Linked DNA regions of Homo sapiens: all the other regions are linked to region 1. Evidence: read pairs that join two places in POLR2A ChIA-PET (ENCODE). Cell type or tissue: HepG2. All regions are shown on one strand. Links, peaks and the distances in the headings refer to the core of each region. The heading gives the core; the rest is flanking DNA.

What was found. ChIA-PET counts read pairs that join two places held together with the same protein. Peaks named below come from ENCODE experiments on the same cell type or tissue, not always from the same donor. Only the 100,000 strongest peaks of a DNase experiment are listed, where the experiment ranks them.
Region 2: POLR2A ChIA-PET joins it to region 1 with 35 read pairs; 12 of 35 experiments call an interaction of 5 or more read pairs at or near these places.
Region 3: POLR2A ChIA-PET joins it to region 1 with 10 read pairs; 9 of 35 experiments call an interaction of 5 or more read pairs at or near these places.

The regions. Positions count from the first base shown.
Region 1 is chr1:26,910,550-26,918,146 of GRCh38, forward strand. It overlaps NR0B2 (nuclear receptor subfamily 0 group B member 2), which reads right to left and starts at 3,426. Exons shown (of 2, transcript NM_021969.3): 1 at 2,860-3,426; 2 at 940-1,537. The coding sequence starts at 3,391. The coding sequence ends at 1,296. It also overlaps a transcript of NUDC not described here. RefSeq lists an enhancer at 4,893-5,393. In HepG2, for the core only: no CTCF peak of the experiment used is centred there; DNase peaks (open chromatin) are centred at 3,712, 4,722 and 4,992; H3K4me3 peaks cover 2,041 bases.
Region 2 is chr1:26,995,858-27,002,032 of GRCh38, forward strand. TRNP1 (TMF1 regulated nuclear protein 1) reads left to right here. Exons shown (of 2, transcript NM_001013642.3): 2 at 3,990-5,029. Among named protein-coding and RNA genes, the nearest start is that of TRNP1, 5.3 kb to the left of the region's middle. RefSeq lists enhancers at 1,705-2,310, 1,821-2,115, 2,068-2,127, 2,138-2,257, 3,039-4,238 and 1 more. In HepG2, for the core only: a CTCF peak has its summit at 1,952 (motif pointing right); DNase peaks (open chromatin) are centred at 1,974 and 3,704; H3K4me3 peaks cover 799 bases.
Region 3 is chr1:26,781,179-26,787,353 of GRCh38, forward strand. It overlaps ARID1A (AT-rich interaction domain 1A), which reads left to right. Exons shown (of 20, transcript NM_006015.6): 20 at 1-926. It also overlaps a transcript of PIGV not described here. Among named protein-coding and RNA genes, the nearest start is that of PIGV, 3.7 kb to the right of the region's middle. RefSeq lists an enhancer at 5,542-5,691. In HepG2, for the core only: no CTCF peak of the experiment used is centred there; a DNase peak (open chromatin) is centred at 3,083; H3K4me3 peaks cover 40 bases.

The DNA.
Region 1 (7,597 bases), core at 1,515-6,514:
ATTGAGCAATCATTAACTTGGCCCCTGTGACAAGAATCCAAACTGTTATGGTGAAGAGGGTGGGGACTGGTCAGGGCAGGACTTACTGCGGGTGAAAGGGGGAGGCCGGAAAATCCTATAGGCATGTGTGTTGTTATCACTCCTTCCTGCCCACCCTTCAGGTCACTCACCCTGACCCATGGCAACTGGGTCAAAATATTTAACAAACAGTGAGGCACAGATATTGACCAGTCAGAATAGACACAAGTCATATTCTGAATGGAGCAGTCAGGGAGGTCATGGCTATGCCAAGAGTTGCCTCTTTAGTTGCTAGACAGTGGGAATGTCTGGGAGGAGAATCCCAGGAGAGGGGCTGGGGCAGAGGGGCAGGGAAGGAAACTGGGGAGGCCTCAGGGTGGTGGCTGTGAGCCAAGTGTCATGGAAGGGTTTCAGACTTAAACAACTGATGTAGTCAAATCCTGGTGGTCCAGCTAAACCTTGGTCTGCCTTGGCCTTCAAGCAGTTGCCAGGCCAGCCCTGGGTACCCTTGTCCCTTCCCTTTGGGAAAATAATGGACCACTCTCTTTTGTCATCTGCAGGAATGGGGGAAGTGAATGATCTCAAACTACAGAAATGGCAGTGAACTTGTCTGTTTCAATTCGGGAGTGGGCTGCTTCCTGATTGGCTGTGATTGGGCTTTCACTGTGGTAAGAGGGCGCCTGAAGTGGGTAGGAGCCAGGGGAGCGGTTAGTGAAGGGTTTGGGAATGGGAGAGCAACCTCCTTCCCCTGAGGATAAAGACAATGAGGTGATGGGATTGTGAACTGATACTGTTCCCTGGAAAATTAGCTCCAGCAACCCTGTGGATTTTTTCCCTTGGGCTACCTCTGATAGCAGCAGGGTGGGCCCTGGAGGTGAGACAGTCCCTTCCATATGCACAAATGACAGTATCAGGCTCCAAGTGTTTCATACCTTTTATTACAAAAATCAATAACTTAATTCAGTTCTGTATAAAGTCGATAGGACTTCTGGTCCAATAAGCAGCCTAAGCTTTCATTCTCATCCCAAGAAGGGACAGGAGTCTTGGCCCAGAGGCTGTGGGGACCACCAAAAGCCTCCCAGGCAGCTGGAACACTGTGTCCAAACCAAGGAAGTCCAATGTGGGGTGTGGCTGAGTGAAGAGCTGTTCCTAAGGAGCCAAGTGCTGTCTATACAGGCTTGCCCCCTCCAGGAGCATTGGGTCACCTCTGGGGATGGCCAGGCTGAATCAGCACTGCCAGCCTCTGCCCACCTGATCTCTGCCTGGGCTGGAACAGGTCACCTGAGCAAAAGCATGTCCCCAAGAAGGCCAGCGATGTCAACATCTCCAATGATAGGGCGAAAGAAGAGGTCCCCAAGCAGGCTGGTCGGAATGGACTTGAGGGTGGAGGCCGTGAGGAGGACACGGGTCAGGCGGCCTTGGGCTGCTGGGCACCAGGGTTCCAGGACTTCACACAGCACCCAGTGAGCCTCCTGCTGCAGGTGCCCAATGTGGGAGGCGGCTTGGAGGCCTGGCACATCTGTGGGCAGAGAGGGAGAAGAGGGCTGGTGAGCACCCTACTCCCAGCCACCAAAGGACAAGACTGGCCCAAGATCTGGGCCATCAGAGACACCCCTCTGCCTCCTTTGCTCGGCCTTTGAGGTCCCACTACTACCTCCTCCTTTAGAGGAGGTAATTTATTTATCAATTTTCAATGTATTCATCCATCCATTTATGAAGAGGCAGTGTGGAGTAATGGTTAAGAATTAGGCTTCCTGGGTATGAATCCCAGCACTGTCACTTATTAGCTGGGTGACCTTGGGCAAGTCACTTAATCTCTGGGCTTCAGTTTCTTTATCTGTAAAACGGGAATAATAATATTAATAGGACCTGTCTCCTAGGCTTTTATGAGATTTAAATGAACTAGTATATGTAAAACCCTTAGAATAGGGCCTAACATATGGTAAGTGTGATATGAGTATTTGCTACTATTATTACAATTAATTACTACGATTTATGCGTGCCACAAGGGACTCCTGGGGAACTCTCATCTCAGATGCTCTCCAGATTACAAACAGCACTGTCTCCATCTGCCGCTCTCCTGGCCGAATTCCATAAAGACTCCTTTCCTGTCCTCCCTACGCCCCTTTCAGTCATCTCTTCTATGTGATCTTTCTGAACCCACAGAGGAGTTTTAGCTCTAGAGCTTCACCATGCAGCCTTCCTTTGAGGATGTGACTGAGACACAGCTGTGTCTGCCCACCCCACCTCCCCACAGCCTTCTGTAAAGGTCAGAGCAAATTTCTCAGGCAGAGTGGCAAGGGCCAGTCTCTGGAGTGAATAGACCTGAGTTGCCATCCTGGTCTGTCCCTACCTGGCTGTGTTACCTTTAGCTAGTCACTTAGCTTCTCTGTGCCTCTTCTGTGAGATGGCTATTTGATGAAAATGAGGACTGGCCAAGCACGGTGGCTCACGCCTGTAATCCCAGCACTTTGGGAGGCCAAGGTGGGTGGATCACCTGAGGGGTTAGGAGTTCAAGACCAGCTTGATCAACATGGTGAAAGCCCATCTCTACTAAAAAGTACAAAAATTAGCCGGGAGTGGTGGCGGCCATCTGTAATCCCAGCTACTCGGGAGGCTGAGGCAGAGAAAATTGCTTGAACCCAGGAGGCAGAGGTTGCAGTGAGCCAAGATCGCACCACTGCACTCCAGACTGGGTGACAGAGTGAGACTCTGTCTCAGAAAAATAAAAAGAAAATGAGGACCCAATGAGATAACAGATATCAAACCCTTAGAAGCTACCTTCCCTGGCTGGCCCCTGCTTCAGCCTTGCCCCCCACCCAGGAGTGTCTGGGAGCTCACCGGGGTTGAAGAGGATGGTCCCTTTCAGGCAGGCATATTCCTTGGGGCTAAGCTCCAGGCTCCAGAAGGACTCCAGACAGCATTGAAGCCACTGCACCGCAGCCAGGGAGGGCTGGGGTCTGTCTGGCAGTTGGCCACTGCCTCCACTGCTGCTGGGCTCCTCCAGCAGAATCTTCTTGAGTATGCTGGGCACCGGGGCCTCAGCCACCTCAAAGGTCACAGCATCTTGGGCCAACCCAAGCAGGAAGAGGGGGCCCCAGCAACCCTGCAGCAGCCGCCGCTGGTCCTGGGGAGGCAGCTGCCAGAAGGATGGCAGGTTCCTGAGGAAGGCCACTGTCTTGGCCAGAACATCCAAGGCCTCCCGGCAGGTGCGATGAGGTGCACATAGCTGGACGGGCCGGTGCTGCCTACATAGGCAGCGGCTACGGGGTCGGGGGACAGCCTTGAGGCTGGAGCTCAGAAGTGCGTAGAGAATGGCGGGGCGGCTTGCAGCTCCCTGGCATGGGCAGGCCCCTGGTTGGCTGGTGCTCATGGTTAGGGATCTGCTCTCACTTCCAGCTCTCTGGCTCTGTGTTCTGCGCTGTGGGTGCTATTTATATTCCCAGTGAGTGGAACGGGGGGAATGGCCCAACAACCTTGACTCCAGAAGTCATGTTCATTGAAAAAAACACACAGACATTGCCCCTGGCAGGAATGGTGGGGAAGTGGTGGGGGAGGGGGCATTGGGAACCCCACGTGGCACTGATATCACCTCAGTCAATGAAGTGGCCGGTGCAGGGCACAGGGCCACCTGCCGCTCACTCAGCTGCCCCTTATCAGATGACTCAAGTGGATAAACAAGGTCATTAACTCAGGCTGTACCAGGGCACCAAGGCCCCAGGTGCACAATCAGCAGGTGTCCCCATTGGTGCCCGCTCTTGTGTGCACAAAAGACTAGGGCTTTTGCTAAGCCAGGAAGCCAGCCCCAGAGCTGGGTGGGCCTTGAATGCAAGGCCCAACCTGGAAGTGCCTTATCACTAGCTTGTTTGCCTAACCTTGGGGCCCTGCTTCTGTTGTCAGCCAGAAGCAGGCTACAGGGAAGGGAGCCAGGACCCTGGGGGCTGGGAGGACTTTGCCCACTGTCCAATCTAGGAGGCCTCCTCCTCTGATTCCAGTTCTGGGCCCCCTGCAGGAATAAGGTCCTTCAGAATCCTTATCCCCAGCCTGATTCCTACCACTCCTGAAAGGCCAGGTCTGCTGAGAAGAACTCACAGAATTATAATAAAAGATAGTTGCCAGCCGGGCACGGTGGCTCATGCCTGTAATCCCAGCACTTTGGGAGGCTGAGGAAGGGGGATCATTTGAGGTCAGGAGTTCAAGACCAGCCTGGCCAACATGGCAAAATCCCGTCTCTACTAAAAATACAAAAATTAGCCGGGCATGGTGGCATGTGCCTGTAGTCCCAGCTACTCTAGAGGCTAAGGCAAAAGAATCACTCGAAACTGGGAGGCAGAGGTTACAGTGAGCTGAGATCATGCCACTGCTCTCCAGCCTGGGCAACAGAGCAAGATCCTGTCTCAAAAAAATATATATGTATATGTATATGTATATGTATATGTATATGTATATTTATATGTATATGTGTATATATATATACACATACATACATACATATATATATATATATATGTATATATATGGTTGCCATTCTCTAAGCACTTATTATGTGTCAGGCACTTCCCACTCTAATATTGGCAGCCTCTTCCTAAGGCTAGATTCTTACTTTATGAGACTAAAAAAGCTAAAGTGACTTGCCCAAGGTCATCCCACCAGGAAGACAAAGCCCAGATCTTGCCTGACTCCAAAGTCCTTGTTTGTTTCCCTGGACCCACTGGCCCAATTGCACAGCCAGAGCCTGAGATTCTCAGAGCTTGTGGCTAGCTGCCCCCACCTTGCTGCTGCCTGCTTTGCAGACGTTGCCCACTTGTGATCTGGGCAGAAGTGTTGCTCTGCTGCCACGTGGCTCCTCTGTCCCGGGCATCTTTCTCAGATGGTGGAGCACAGGGGATGAGAGAAGGTGGAGAGGCCCTTGGTTGTGTCATGTTCCTGGACCTTGGCCAGTCCAGTGTGGCAAGCCTTCTGCTGCATGCTGTTGGGCAGCCTGGTGCCCTGGATGGGGAGAGAGAGGCTCTGGCATCACTAGCCCTGGCATCTGCTCCAGAATCCATCACTTTTTGGTTATGTGACTTGGGTTGATCCTTGAACCTCGATAAGCCTCCCTGGGACAATAATGCCTGGCTGTAGGGCTGCCATGGGGACAAAATGAGGTCCTGGTTGTTAAATTCCAAGTGGTTTCTGGCATACGGTAGGAGGATTTTTCTGCCCCTTTCCTCTGTGGAGCTGAGCACCAGTGGACAAACAGGCACACCTCTTTCATTTGATTATTAGTCTTAATCCTTAAATTTATAAAGTTCCTTTCATGTTTTTAAATCTCACTGAATTCTCACAGTGTCCCCTTGAAGCAGACTCTGGAGTCAGACTGGCTGGGTTCAAATCCTGCTTCACTTAGCTGAGTGACCTTGGGCAAATCACTTTCTCTTTCTGTGCCTCAGTTTCCTCATTTTTAAAACAGTGACAAGAATTTCTGGAGGTGGATATTGGTTTTATGGGGCCTGAAGGTTACGATTTGGAGGACCCTCTTTAAGAATAGAATACACACTCGGTTACGGTGGCTCACGCCTGTAATCACAGCACTTTGGGAAGTTGAGGTGGGAGGATCACTTGAGGCTTCAGGAGTTCAAGATCAGCCTGGTCAACACAGTGAGACCTCATCTCTACCAAAAAAAAAAAATTAGCCAGTGTGGTGGGGCATATCTGTAGTCCCAACTACTTGAGAGGCTGAGGCAAGAGGATGGTTTGAGCCCAGGACTTCAAGGCTACAGTGAGTTATGACTGTGTTACTGCCCTCCTGCCTTGCTCTAGACAGAGCAAGACTCTGTCTAAAAAAAAACGAAAAAACCCCACACACAAAACCTCCCCTTAGACCCTGAATATTTATATTTATTTGATCAATGTGGTCAATGGGAACCCTTTCAAGCTGGTGTCTGTGTCATTTTGGCCTGCTTCCATAATTCCTGGAACACTTGCTTTCTGGTATAGCAAGATATCAACTTTTCCAGCCCCTGGAATCAACCAATACTCCAAAGAGCTCTGATTTAATCTTTTAGTGGAAAATAATATTTAGAAAGCATGAAGTAGGCACTAGAATCATACTAAAAAACCAAGAACTGGCCGGGCACGGTGGCTCACACCTGTAATCTGGACTTTGGGGGCTGCAGTGGGTGAGCTGCTTGAGCCCAGGAGCTCAAGACCAGCTTGGAAACATGGTGAAACCCCATCTCTACAAAAAAATACAAAAATTAGCTAGGTAGGTAGTGCACACCTATAGTTCCAGCTACTCGAAAGACTAAGGTGGGAGGATTGCTTGAATCCAGGAGGGCAAGGCTGCAGTGAGCTGTGATCATGCCACTGCACTCTAGCCTGGGCAACAGAGTGAGACCCTGACTAAAAATAGATAAATAAATAAAAATCAGGCGTGGTGGCTCACGCCTGTAATCCCCAGCACTTTGGGAGACCAAGACAGGCAGATCACCTGAGGTCAGGAGTTCGAGACCAGCCTGGCCAACATGGTGAAATCTTGTTTCTTCTAAAAATACAAAAATGAGTCAGACATGGTGGCATGCCCCTGTAGTCCCAGCTACTAGAGAGGCTGAAGCGGGAGGATAGCTTGAACCTGGGAGGCAGAGGTTGCAGGGAGCCAAGATAGTGCCACTGCACTCCAGACTGGGCAACGGAGTGAGACCTTGTCTCAAAATAATAATAATAATAATAGGGCTGGATGTGGGGGTTCACACCTGTAATCCCAGCACTTTGGGAGGCCGAGGCGGATGGATCACCTGAGGTCAGGAGTTCGAGACCAGCCTGGCCAACATGGCAAAACTCCATCTCTACTAAACATACAAAAATCAGCTGGGTATGGTGGTGCACGCCTGTAGTCCCAGCTTTTCGGGAGGCTGAGGTAGGAGAATCGCTTGAACCCAGGAGGCAGAGGTTTCAGTGAGCTGAGATCATGCCACTGCAGCCTAGACTGGGTGAGACACAGTGAGACTCTTTCTAAAAATACTAATAATAAATAAAAATAAATAAATAAAAGAAACCACCTGGGCATGGTGGCTCACGCCTGTAATCTCAGCACTTTGGGAAGCTGAGGTGGCCGGATCACTTGAGGCCAGGAATTTGAGACCGGCCTGGCCAACATGGTAAAACTGTCTCTACTAAAAATACAAAAATTAGCCAGACATGGTGGTGCATACCTGTAATCCCAGCTACTTGGGAGGCTGAGGCAGGAGAATCGCTTGAACCTGGGAAGCGGAAGTTGCAGTGAGCCAAGATCCCACCACTGCACTCCAGCCTAGGCGACAAGAGTGAGACTGCGTCTCAAAAAAAAAAAAAAGAAGAAGAAACCAGAACTGTTCATTGTTATGAGGGTCACTACTCCCAGTCCTTCCTAGAGCTAATGAATGTGTACACACACACACACACACACACACACATTTACAATTATATTTATTTCTATAATTATACATACTAAACAACATGAATTCAGACTATCATCTCCAATTCCAAGCTCATATCATGGGGTTCATTCTAGTTTTTGCCCCTTGTGTATTTATACTTCCTGTCTTTCACACCGAGGAAT
Region 2 (6,175 bases), core at 1-5,000, 84 kb after region 1:
GACCTCCGGTGATCTGTCCGCTTCGGCCTCCCAAAGTGTTGGGATTACAGGTGTGAGCCACTGCACCTGGCTGATAATGTATTATTTTAACTCACACCTGGAAACAGGCACTGCTTTTGCTGATAGAGCCATGAGCTAATTTAAAGTCCTACTTTTGCAGGGTGGAGAGGGGATTTCTCAAGGTCACATGCCAGTGAGGGAAGAATCAAGGTCCCTGGCCTGTGTGTGCACCTCCCACAGTACCCTGGGCAGGGGCTAGGGAGAGTTGTCCTCTGGATCCTGTCTGCTCTGTGACTTAGAACAACTCTGCCCCCTCTCTGGGCCTCTTTCCTCAGTCCCTCCTTGAGTCAGGGCTTGGGAATGGGGTGAAGTGGGGAGGATGCTTCCTTCCACAGGAATCTGGGAGGGTCAGGTGCACTGCTCTGATAGGCTGAGGCTTGGGGCCCTTATGGGATCCTCCCTCATCAGCCCTTCTCCCTGGATACCAAACTTTTTGGCTGGTTTCTCGGCTAACAGCAAGGCTTTCCTGAACCCTTTCTTAGCTGGGGAAGGGAGGTTCAGGAGGGAGTCTCAGAGCCTCTGACAAAGTTAGGGAACCCCAGGGAAGTAATGAAGGGGGCAATGCCATCCTCTGGTCTTTCCAAACAGGGAACACCTTCCAAAGCCACTTGGGTCATTTGGGGTCTAGAGGCTTAGAGAGGACAGGACATCTTGGAAAGAGCTGAGCTCAGGCCTTGGTGCTGGGCTGCAGCCAGGACCATTTGTTTTCTGGGTTGCATGGGAGGGGGCACTTGGTCCGGAGAAGCTTTTAGCTAATGGTGTAAAGTGCTCGGTGCCATCACAGTTTTGGCTTTCTCCAGGATTTATTTGTAATCAGCTTGTCCCGATTTGGGGGTGGGGTGGGTGAGTAGAGAATTAGAGACGACACTGGCTAGTGTGTGTGTGTGTGTGAAGTAGAGGGTAGTAAATGGAGATTGGTCCTGGTGTCACAGGCAGCTCTGCCCCCTCCCTCCACTTCCAGATGTCCCACTGCTCCTCATCAAGCTTCCTGGCCAGGGCACACACATGTAGACTTGAACCCCAGCTCCTAGTTAGTGCTATGTCCATTACCACATAGCCAACTAACAAAAGGCACCTCCCACACCTGCCTGACCCTCCAGGGCCCCCTCTAGAAGCTCACCCGTCTGGCTTTATTCAGGCTGGGTGCGGTGGCTCATGCCTGTAATCCCAGCACTTTGGGAGGCCCACGAGGGCCAATCACTTGATGTCAGGAGTTCAAGACCAGGCTGGCCAACATAGTGAAACCCCTTCTCTACTAAAAATAACAAAAATTAGCTGGGCGTGGTGGCAGGTGCCTGTAATCCCAGCTACTCGGGAGGCTGAGAAAGAATTGCTTGAACTCGGGAGGTGGAGGTTGCACCGCACTCCAGCCTGGGCAACAGAGCAAGACTGTGTCTCAAGAAAAAAAAAAAAAAAAAAAAAAGCTCACCCGTCTGCCTCCATTTTCTTCTTAATTAGCAAATATTGATAGGGGCTCAGAAAGCAGAGCCAAATCAGAGGAGGGTCTCTACTTTTAAGGGCTTATGTCTCCTGGCTCTTTTCCAGGCAGGCTTTTCTGGCTGTCACCATCCCAGGGGATCCCTTGGGGGCTGAGCAGTTTGTTGGAGGCCAGCTCTAGCCTCGGACAGAAGGCTGACCCACCCCTTTTCCCCACATGACTTTCAGAACACTTTCTTGGTGGCCCCCAGCTCTGGGGACAGGACTGAGTACAGGGATCTTGGGGGACCTGTGCATTGAGGACACTGACGGCCACCAATGAATTTATATCTCAGCAAAGGGAAATGAGGGGGGAACAGGAGCCTTTCTTCAGGCTGGTGCTTGGGGCTGGGAGACCAGTTCAAGGTTCTAATCTGGGACCTGCCCCTCAACTGGATAACCATGTGAGCGTTGCCACCAGAGGGCAGTGTGGGGCTGCTTTCTCGAGACGAAGGGGTGTGGCCTGGAGGAGGTTCAGTCCTTTATTGTTCCTGCCCCCAATCATCCCTTTGCCCGGTAGTCCCCGGGGCTTCCTAGACCTTGAGCTGCAGGGGCCTGGGAGAACGAGCAGGGTAGTCGCGGTCAGCGCAGCCCTAGAGTGGGAGTGTAGTTCTGGGGATAGCTTCCTGGGTGGAGTGGGACTAGAGGCCAGAGCTGTGCCCATCACCGGCTCCCTAGGGGCGGGAACCCTCTTTGAAAGGGGAGCAAGGCCGGGTGCGGTGGCTCACACCTGTACTCCCAACACTTTGGGAGTTTGAGGCGGGCGGATCACGAGGTCAGGAGATCGAGACCATCGTGACTAACATGGTGAAACCCCGCCTCTACTGAAAAAAAAAGGGGGGAGCAAAGGAAGCTCCTTTGGTTGGGCTGAGCCTGGAACCCCAGGGAGAAGACCCATTAGGAAAGACTTCCAGAAAAGACAGGTAGCCCTTGTTGGGGTCACTATCAGGATAAAAGACCAGAGTTATTTTGTATTCACAGATTTGTTACACTAATTGATCAGAACCCAGGGTCCCACTGCCAGTGGTGGCCAGTGTTGCCTCTTAGAGATTAGGCTGGAGCCACAGAACCTGGCCAAGGTGGTCCAAGCCTGCAGCCGCTCCCCTGTTGGTGGGTTCTTCAAGAACAACTCGGGTGCTTAGGCTTCTCAGAGCTGAAGGAGAGGCCTGCTGTCATGAGAGCGGTGCAGGAGGAGGTATTTGGGAAAGCCTGGAGATCCCCAACCTACTTCTTCCCCCATTGGTCCTTGACTGCACCCTGGCCAGGGGCGATGGGGGAAGGGAACTCTTGGTTCTGGAATAATATCTTAACCACCTCCTCTATGCCAGGCCCCTGAGCACTTTACACCCATTAATCTGTTCCGGTTCTCCCAACCACTCTGCAAAGTAAGGGTTATTATTCCCATTTCCACAGGTGAAGAAACAGAGAGGGAGGGCGGGTGACTTGCCCAAAGACATAGGAGCTATAAGTGAGGGATCTCTTAAACATTAGGATATATGGTGATTCATTTATCAGGCTAAAGAGAGGTCCGTTTAGGGGGATATCTGGGCTCCCACATTCAAGGCTGTGTATAGTGACCCTTGGTCCTTGGGTATTGGAAGGGACATGAGATGCTGGAGGGGTGGCAGAAGGTGCCCCTCCCAGAGTTTGGGCACACCCCAACCTGGCTGGGCCCTGGGGGTGAGTCAGGCTGAGTCAGCAACCTGGCTTCTGAGGAGGGTGGGCCAAGGATGCTCAGGGCTCAAGCCTCCCAAGGGCTTGCCTTGGAGGGCTGCCTCCTCTCCCTGTAGATCTGGGCTGGCTAACAGGGTGAAATCCCATCTCTACTAAACATACAAAAATTAGCCGGGCGTGGTGGCATACCCCTGTAATCCCAGCTACTCCGAAGGCTGAGACAGGAGAATCGCTTGAACCTGGGAGGCGGAGGTTGCGGTGAGCCGAAATCGCGCCAGTGTACTCCAGCCTGGGCAACAAGAGCAAAACTTCGTCTCAAAAAGAAAAAGAAAACTTGAGTATTAAATGAAAAGTCATACTAAGTACTTGGCACATAGTAGAGATCCGTAAATGATGGAACCAATTTGCCCAGCCCTGGAGAGGCCGCCAGGACAGAACCCCCAGGCAGCGTGGGCCTCTGCTTCTCTAGAGCATCACCATATCAGGAATCCCTGGAATGGGCCCTGGGGAACTCCATAAGGGGAGAAGTGGAGGAGGGGCAGGCTTTTCATCCCAGGAACATTCCATTCTAACTGCTCAGGCTAGGGGATCCCAGCCAAGGACAAAGGCCCAAGGGAACCTCTGCTTCCCCAGGAGTCCCATTCCATACTATTGCCTCCTGCATCTTCTCTCCACAATGCCCCCGCCCCCTTCAGGCAGATTTCAAGTTGAAGGGCTTGGGTGGGGCTGGGTGGCTGTGGGAAAGAGGCCATTAAAGCTCTTGGAATTATTCTTTCCAGCTCCTTCCAACTCCTCAGAACCTCCACTCTATGGATCTGGACCTCTGGATTCGGCTTTCTCCCTGGGCACTGCCTTCAGGAAGACGTTGAGAATTGACCTTACACAATCCCAGCGCCCTCCTCACAGGAGCCTTTCACTTTACAGTGGCAAGGGGCTGGTTCTGGAGAACTGGCTGATGCTCTGAATTTCTTCATATACCCCACATTTGACTTTGGCTTACACTGTACAATTGGAGATGTTGCTACAGGTCCCTGAGATGCAATCAGATTAAGCGTAGCAAGCATTGCCAATGGGAAAGTCAAAATAATTTATTTTTTTTCCCTTTCCCCCTACCCCATCCCCAGCCAAGAATTTCTTTTCAAGATATCGTCATCATTCTTAAACAACATTCTTAACCCCCAGCTGGGGTCCCCATTTTAATAGATGTCATTGCTTCAAGTCTAACGGCGCCGGGAGGCCTGTTTGAGGGAAAACATTAGTTTGAAAAATCCCCGTTCCCTTCATCCACTGCCCTTGTTCTCCACGTGGGAGTGTGCTTGTGGCCCCTCAGAAAGATAGTCTGCTGGCTCCTAGGGGTTGGGGTGGGGGACACACCTTTTTCTCAGGAAGAGGTGATGGCAATGTAAAACATCTAAGCAAAGTTTTAAATGAAAAAAAGGAAACACATTTAAACATCCTGATAATGGAGGGAAGGGGGGCACATTTACACATAGCCCAGAACTTGTAGAATTCTGCATAGTGAATGTATATTGAATTAGTCTCCTGCCTTATACATTCAGGAGGAATAAATTTCCATAATGTAAGGCAAATGCATGGGGTTCTGAGGTTCACTTTGCAAGTGCCCTTGCTGCCTTTCCTCTGTGTCTATTATGGCTCTTTAAGTTGACGGTTCCTGGAGCAGCTTGTATTTAGTTTCGTTTGGCAGTCTGGCCCTGTTGACTTTGATTTGCAGACCAATTCTCCCTTGACCTGACTCACAGCCGCCTGCTCTTACCCCCCTCCTCAGGAAGTCTTCCTCATTAAAGGATGTGATGACGGAGCTCAGGGATGAGAATGCACATGTGAGACTGTGTGACACCAAGGAGGGTTGTGCGAACTGGTGACAACATGGCAGCACCATGGCCTGTGGGGGTTGTGTGACTAGTGTGACTGTGCTGGCGACCATATGGACCTGTTTTGTCAGTCGGTGTCTAAGCAGGAGATGGCACACTCAAACTGGGAAGTGTTTTAAACATAGGCTATTCTGGCCTGGCATGGTGGATCACACCTGTAATCCCAGCACTTTGGGAGGCTGAGGCAGGAGGGTTGCTTGAGCTCAGGAGTTCGAGACCAGCCTGGGAGATCCCTGCTCTATAAAAATGAAAAAATTAGCCAGGTGGGGTGGCACATGCCTGTGGTACCAGCTACTTAGGAGGCTGAGGTGGGAGGATTGCTTGAGCCCAGGAGGTCAAGGCTGCACTGAGCTGTGATCCTACCACTGTGCGCTCCAGCCTGGGCAACAGAACAAGACCCTATCTCAAGAAATAAAACAGACTATTTCCAAAGGCGTGGGCTGGGCTTAAGAAACTAACAAGGGGCTGGGTTTGGTGGCTCACATTTGTAATCCCAGTACTTTGGGAGGCCGAGGCAGGCAGATCACCTGAGGTCAGGAGTTTGAGACCAGTGTGGCCAACATGGCGAAACCCCATCCTATTAAAAATACAAAAATTAGCCAGGCGTTGTTGTGTGCACCTGTAGTCCAAGCTCCTTGGGAGGCTGAGGCATGAGAGTGGCTTGAACCTGGGAGGCGGAGGTTGCAGTGAGCTGAGATCGCGTCACTGCATGCCAGCCTGGGTGAGTGCTCTCCCCCCTCCACCCAAAAAAAAAAATGTAATGGGATGGTTCAGCAATCTGGGGCCAGCAACAGTGAGAAGCCTTTGCAACTCCTGAGTCTGAGGGTGAGGAGAGGTCACTGTGTGGAGTGGGGCCCCTGACAAGAACCGTGACCTTTGGTTGAGAGATGTGGCCAACCATGGCAACCTGGTAGAGAGGGAACAAAGAGAATAAATATCTACTCCTCCCTTAAGTCTCCTTAAGACGCTGGGATGTCTCATTGGCAACCCAACAGGAAGCCGGGGAACAAGGGAGCCATTGATGCAGTCCACAGATGCCAGCCCCCAGGGAACAGAGCAGAAGTGTGGCGAGT
Region 3 (6,175 bases), core at 1-5,000, 130 kb before region 1:
ACAAAAAAAAATTCTGAAGGACAAAAAAGGTGACTGCTGAACTGTGTGTGGTTTATTGTTGTACATTCACAATCTTGCAGGAGCCAAGAAGTTCGCAGTTGTGAACAGACCCTGTTCACTGGAGAGGCCTGTGCAGTAGAGTGTAGACCCTTTCATGTACTGTACTGTACACCTGATACTGTAAACATACTGTAATAATAATGTCTCACATGGAAACAGAAAACGCTGGGTCAGCAGCAAGCTGTAGTTTTTAAAAATGTTTTTAGTTAAACGTTGAGGAGAAAAAAAAAAAAGGCTTTTCCCCCAAAGTATCATGTGTGAACCTACAACACCCTGACCTCTTTCTCTCCTCCTTGATTGTATGAATAACCCTGAGATCACCTCTTAGAACTGGTTTTAACCTTTAGCTGCAGCGGCTACGCTGCCACGTGTGTATATATATGACGTTGTACATTGCACATACCCTTGGATCCCCACAGTTTGGTCCTCCTCCCAGCTACCCCTTTATAGTATGACGAGTTAACAAGTTGGTGACCTGCACAAAGCGAGACACAGCTATTTAATCTCTTGCCAGATATCGCCCCTCTTGGTGCGATGCTGTACAGGTCTCTGTAAAAAGTCCTTGCTGTCTCAGCAGCCAATCAACTTATAGTTTATTTTTTTCTGGGTTTTTGTTTTGTTTTGTTTTCTTTCTAATCGAGGTGTGAAAAAGTTCTAGGTTCAGTTGAAGTTCTGATGAAGAAACACAATTGAGATTTTTTCAGTGATAAAATCTGCATATTTGTATTTCAACAATGTAGCTAAAACTTGATGTAAATTCCTCCTTTTTTTCCTTTTTTGGCTTAATGAATATCATTTATTCAGTATGAAATCTTTATACTATATGTTCCACGTGTTAAGAATAAATGTACATTAAATCTTGGTAAGACTTTTGTGAAGCTTTTTATTGTTTTCAAACTAAAACTTGACCTTTTGTCGGGGGGCAGGGGGATAGTCCTGTTTTTGCAAACCTCCCTTAGTGTGAGATCTCCCCTAAATAGTGGCATTCCTGGACCCTGTCATTTATTTACTATATTCCAAAATAAGACAACCATTTATCTGGAGGCAATCTCCAACTTAATCACTTATAATATCTCTGGACTGGCTCTTTTCCCTGACTCCAGACTAGAGCATTCAGCCACCTTTCTTGTCATCCCTGCTTGGAAGTTTACTTTGAACATGCCAAAGCTAAAATGTCCTGTCTTCCCCCACTAGAAACCTGCTTCTCCCATAGTTTTGGTTTTTTTGTTTGTGTTTTCCTTTTAGTAAATGGCAACTCCATTCTATCACTTGGCTAAAAAAATCCTTGACTTCTTTCACTTCCACATCCAATCTGTTAGCACTCTTCATAAAATAATCCTCAATCCCACACTACTGTAGTTCAAGATACTGTCATATCTTGGATTCTTGAAATACCTCCAAATTGGCCTCCCTGCTTCTGCTTTGCCTGGTTGAACCTATTCTCAACAGAGCAACCAAAAGGACCCCTATAAAAGGTAAGTCAGATCAAACGCCTTCAGTGCTTCTGACTCAGTAAGTAAAAATCCAGACTCTTAAAAAGTGGCCTACAAGGCCCTGAGTTATCTAGCTTACCTCTACCTTTCCTGCACCATCTGTCTTGCCCGTTGCTCACCCCACTGTATAGAGATGTTTCCACCTTGGAGTCTTTGTACTTTATACTCTCTCACCAAATAACTGCATGGCTCAAGTCCTCGACTGCTTCAAGTCTTTGTCCAAATATATAAGTAAGGCTTTTCATGGTCACCTTACTTAGAATAGCAATCTCTGCCCCCCACTATGTTTCCCTTGTCTGCCTTATTTTTCCTGTGGCACTTGTTACTGTCTGGCCTGTTGTGTGTTGTACTTACCTGTCACCTTCCACTGAAATGTAAACTGAGGGTGGTGGGAGGGGTGTTTTGTTCACTGCTGCATCCTGGTGCTAACACATAGACTGGCACATAGCATCTACTTAAGTAGTAGTTGAATGATACTGTCGATGTTGGCTAGATGCAGTTGCTTTTATGAGGCTAATGTCACAATATATAGTTTCTCTGTTCACCCCCTTCCTTAGGGAAACAATAGAGAAGCCTCAAGTTCCTCAGGAGAAATCAGAAGCAGAAAGAGAAAAAATGCTATCATTGTGGACACTTAGAAGTGAAATTTGAAACAAGAAACAACAGTTTTCTATTGTGTACCTACTTATATTCTGGACATAGCACATCACAATCCTACAACAATCCTGTGCCTGTGAAGTCAGTATGTGGCTCCCATTTTACAGTTGAAGAAAGAGGCTAAGAAAAGTGAAAGGCTTTTTAAGTTCATACACCAAGCAAGTTCCACCTGACTCCAAGGATCATGCTTTTCTTAATATACCACACTACCTCCTTTCTGGATGAGAACCCAACCCAGGAGTAAGGGATCTAGCTGTGGAGCTCAGCAAGCAAGATTTGTTTTTATTGTCTTTAGCACGAGGTAAAATTGTCCTCAGAATTTCAATCAAGTGTTCATCAGACTAAGTGTGGCTGTTAATATTTGGGTCAGGAACAGGATTTGAATAATTAGTATTTCTCAATTGAGAGAGGAAAACCTTTGTCAACCAAGATGCGTTCCTAGGATTCTTCTAGAAAAAGGTAAATGGGAAGCTTTTCATATCTACAATTTTGGTAAGCAATATTGCTAATGGCTATTTTTGTTCTAGGCCTCGAGCTCCGTTTGCTAGTCTAGAAATTGCATATCTGGGCTGTGTGTGGAGCATTACCTAGGAGTTCGGTTTCCTGGGTTCCTTTCATCTGCTCTCCTGCAATGCAGGGAGAGCCTAGCCTGGTCTCCAGTTTCTGACTGGAGTTACCATGGCCAAGAGAACTGCTGGCCAGTGAGCTGTGAGTAATTTGCTTTTGAGAAGTAAATAGAACCTAGCCAGCAGAGAACCCAGGGGTGTGGCCAGTAGTTCTTTTCCCAGGCTCCTCCCTCCCCACCCCCCAAATGACCTTAACCTTCTTTCATAGCTGGAGAGCAGCCAAGTCCAGCCTAAACAATACTCTCAACCTCATTGGCTCTTTTGCCTTGCAGCCACTGCCACCCCCAAGTGGCTAAGGCCTTCCCACTAGGCCTCTCAGTGGGGTCAAGGTTTTCTAACCACTGAAAGGCAAACACTGAAGGAATGGTGAAAAATACCTAGTGACCATGGGCTTTAAATGATGAGTGTTTGGGTACTGCAGTTGGAGGCAAGGCAGAGTCTTTGTCCTTGGGTGGATGGGCATCTTCAAGTGATCGGGCAGAGGCCAAAAAGGATGCTTTTGGTATATGAGACCTGACTGGTGTCACCCCAAGTGTCAGGATGGATGTAAATGTCACCCAGCATCTTGGAAACTGCCAATGAATGCCTTTTATCCCACAGCAAAAAGAAGTAGCATAAAGTTCTGGTAAAGTACAGCAGGCCAGTATGGTCACTTTCGCCCCACAATGGCATGACATCAGAGCCAGCATCCCAGATTAGGATCAGCTATTCCAATCCCATAGGACTGGGGCCATGGAAAGTTTAGCTTCTAGAAACTGAACTGCTGAGAGTAGTTGGGCTACTTACTGGGCTGGTCCTCTGCCCAGCCTGGGGCCAAGGCCACTTCCAGAAGTGGAGGCAGGAGCAAGGCAAGGCAGCTACAGAGAGAAATGTCAGTTGCTCCAGGGAAGTGAGTGTTCTGTGAGAACCACCTAACTTCCTTCTCTACACTTTCAGTGGGAAAATCACTTTTTTGTTCAGTGAGTTGTAATAGCCCATCTTTATTGAGCATTGTATGCCAAGCACTATAAATCCTATGAGGTAGATATCATCTCCACCAGGGCAAGGATTGTTTCTATCTTGCTCAGTGTTGCATCTTCATCCCATCACATAGTAGGCATTCCTGTACTGTTGAACAAATCAAACAGATAAGATAGGAATTTGATGGAGGAAAGAGTAGGTCAGAGCTGTTAAGACTTGGTGTGCCCATCTTAGCATAGCCCGTAAAGACTCTTACATATGGGAAAAATGGAAGAGAGGGAAAGAGGTAAATCTGTGAAAGATTAAAATAGTGTAGAGTGGGAGAACCAGCCTGGGAGGCTGGAGACCTGAATTCAAGTCCCATCGCTACCACTAGCTATGTGACTTCTTGCCAGTCACTTACCCTTTGTGATCCTTAGCTCCCTCATCCATAAAATATAGGTATAGGATTAAAGAAATTGATTTATTGACCAGATCTTTATTGAAGACACACAGTGTGCAAGGCACTGTTCTAACTGGAAATACATTGGTGAACAAAGCCCTTGCTCCTCCATTACACTCAGAAGCTTACATTCTAGAATAGGGAAACAGACATTGAAACAAGTAAAATTCATGGACAGGACAAGCAGATAGTGTTAAGTGCTATGAAGAAAACAGAGGCCGGGCGCAGTGGCTCACACCTGTAATCCCAGCATTTTGGGAGGCCAAGGTGGGTGGATCCTTTGAGCCTAGGAGTTCCAGACTAGCCTTGGCAATATAGTGAGACCTCATCTTTAAAAAAAAAAAAAAAAAAAAAAAAAAACAGAACAGACTGATGGGATAGTACAGGGAAAGCCTCTCTAAGGAGGTGACTTCTCTCCGGAGACCCAAACATAATGGGCTAGCCAAAGGGTGGTCTGGAAGTAGAGTGCTTCAAGCAGGGAAAATAGCAAGAGCAGAGCCAGGCAAGTTCAAAGAACAGAAATGATGTAACCCTCTTAAATCCTAAGCTTCTAGAATAGTAATGCATTGCTTGCATTGTTCTGGTTAGGGATTTGTATGTGATATTGTTTCTTGGTGATGTGGGATATGTGCTTCTTAATGGAAATGGCTGGGAAGTGTGGAGTCTTTCTGGAGCCTGGGATATGGCTCTTTCTCACTTGCTTTCCACAGTTCTGGTAGCTCAGCTGGCTCCCTGGGTAGATGCAGGCTCCATCTTAGCTGCAGACTCTACAAGAACACTGAGAGGCTGCCTCCGTCACTACTCAAAGCCTTGGAGTCCCAGAATCCCCTCCTATCCCACCTAGCCTTCTTCCAATCTGAAACCAGGGAGTCAGGGCTTTGAGAGCACAAGATTCAGCTTCCTTGTTTTCCTGTCAGAGCAGAAGTCAGAAAATGAAACAGGAAACAGAGCGGAAGAGGAGGGGGTTGGGTAGCAGAGAAGGAAAAGAGAAATTGCAGGAAAGTACAGCTGAAAATCTGGATAAAGTTCTACCTCTACAGGGTGACAGCTGAGCTTTTAAAAAACATTCTGACTTGTCTTGAGAGACCCCTGGCCTTTTTACAAATAGATTTTTGAGAGAATTTGATGTGGACAGAGGGAACCCTGAGAATGCATGTCTTTTTTCCCCTTGTGAATTTACAGAGCAAGGACAGTTCATTTCTCAGTTTTGTCTTTGCAGAGAGAGTGCTGCTTGGAGCCTCATGGTGGACTTCTAGAGATTCAAGTCACAGCCTTAGGCCCCAGTCACAAGTGTGTCCCCAGGCTTTGCCACGTTACTCACAGGCCTCTGGAGCTGAGAACAAGTGCGTGGCACTGAAAAACCTGGGGGAAGGGCCATGAAACTCCATTTTTTCCCCCTTCTCCAACACACAACGACTAAATATGATTTGCCTTTTCTCCACCTTGCACACAACAGATATCTGAAGGCAATTTAGGTCTCAGGGCCTGAAATGAGTTACAGAGTCAAGAGATACAGTCCCAGGCCCCCACAGACTGATGTGGGCTGGTCTTCGCCTGGAGAGGTAGCAACCATCTCTTTGTTCCCACCCACATGAGTAGCCGTTGCAGAAGATAAACCCCTCCCTGAGCCAGGCTGTGGCCAGAGGCTAACCCGGCCCCTGGCTTCGTTTGGAGGGCAGATAACTGAAACCACATAAGGCTTTGGAATCCTGAGAAACAAGAAATCCACCAACGGAGAAGGATTTATCATCTGTTTCCTTTAAGGAGGGTGCAAAGTTGTTCTAACAGTTTCCGTTACAAGGGTACAAACTGGCCGCTCCCCCCAATAGACGGTTTTGTTGAGTTCGCCTCTTTTTTTTTCTTCTTTTTTTGGCCCCACTTCCTATGAGAGAAACTGCTTGGGTGAGGGAGGTGAAAGGAGCCCTGGAGGGTGTTCT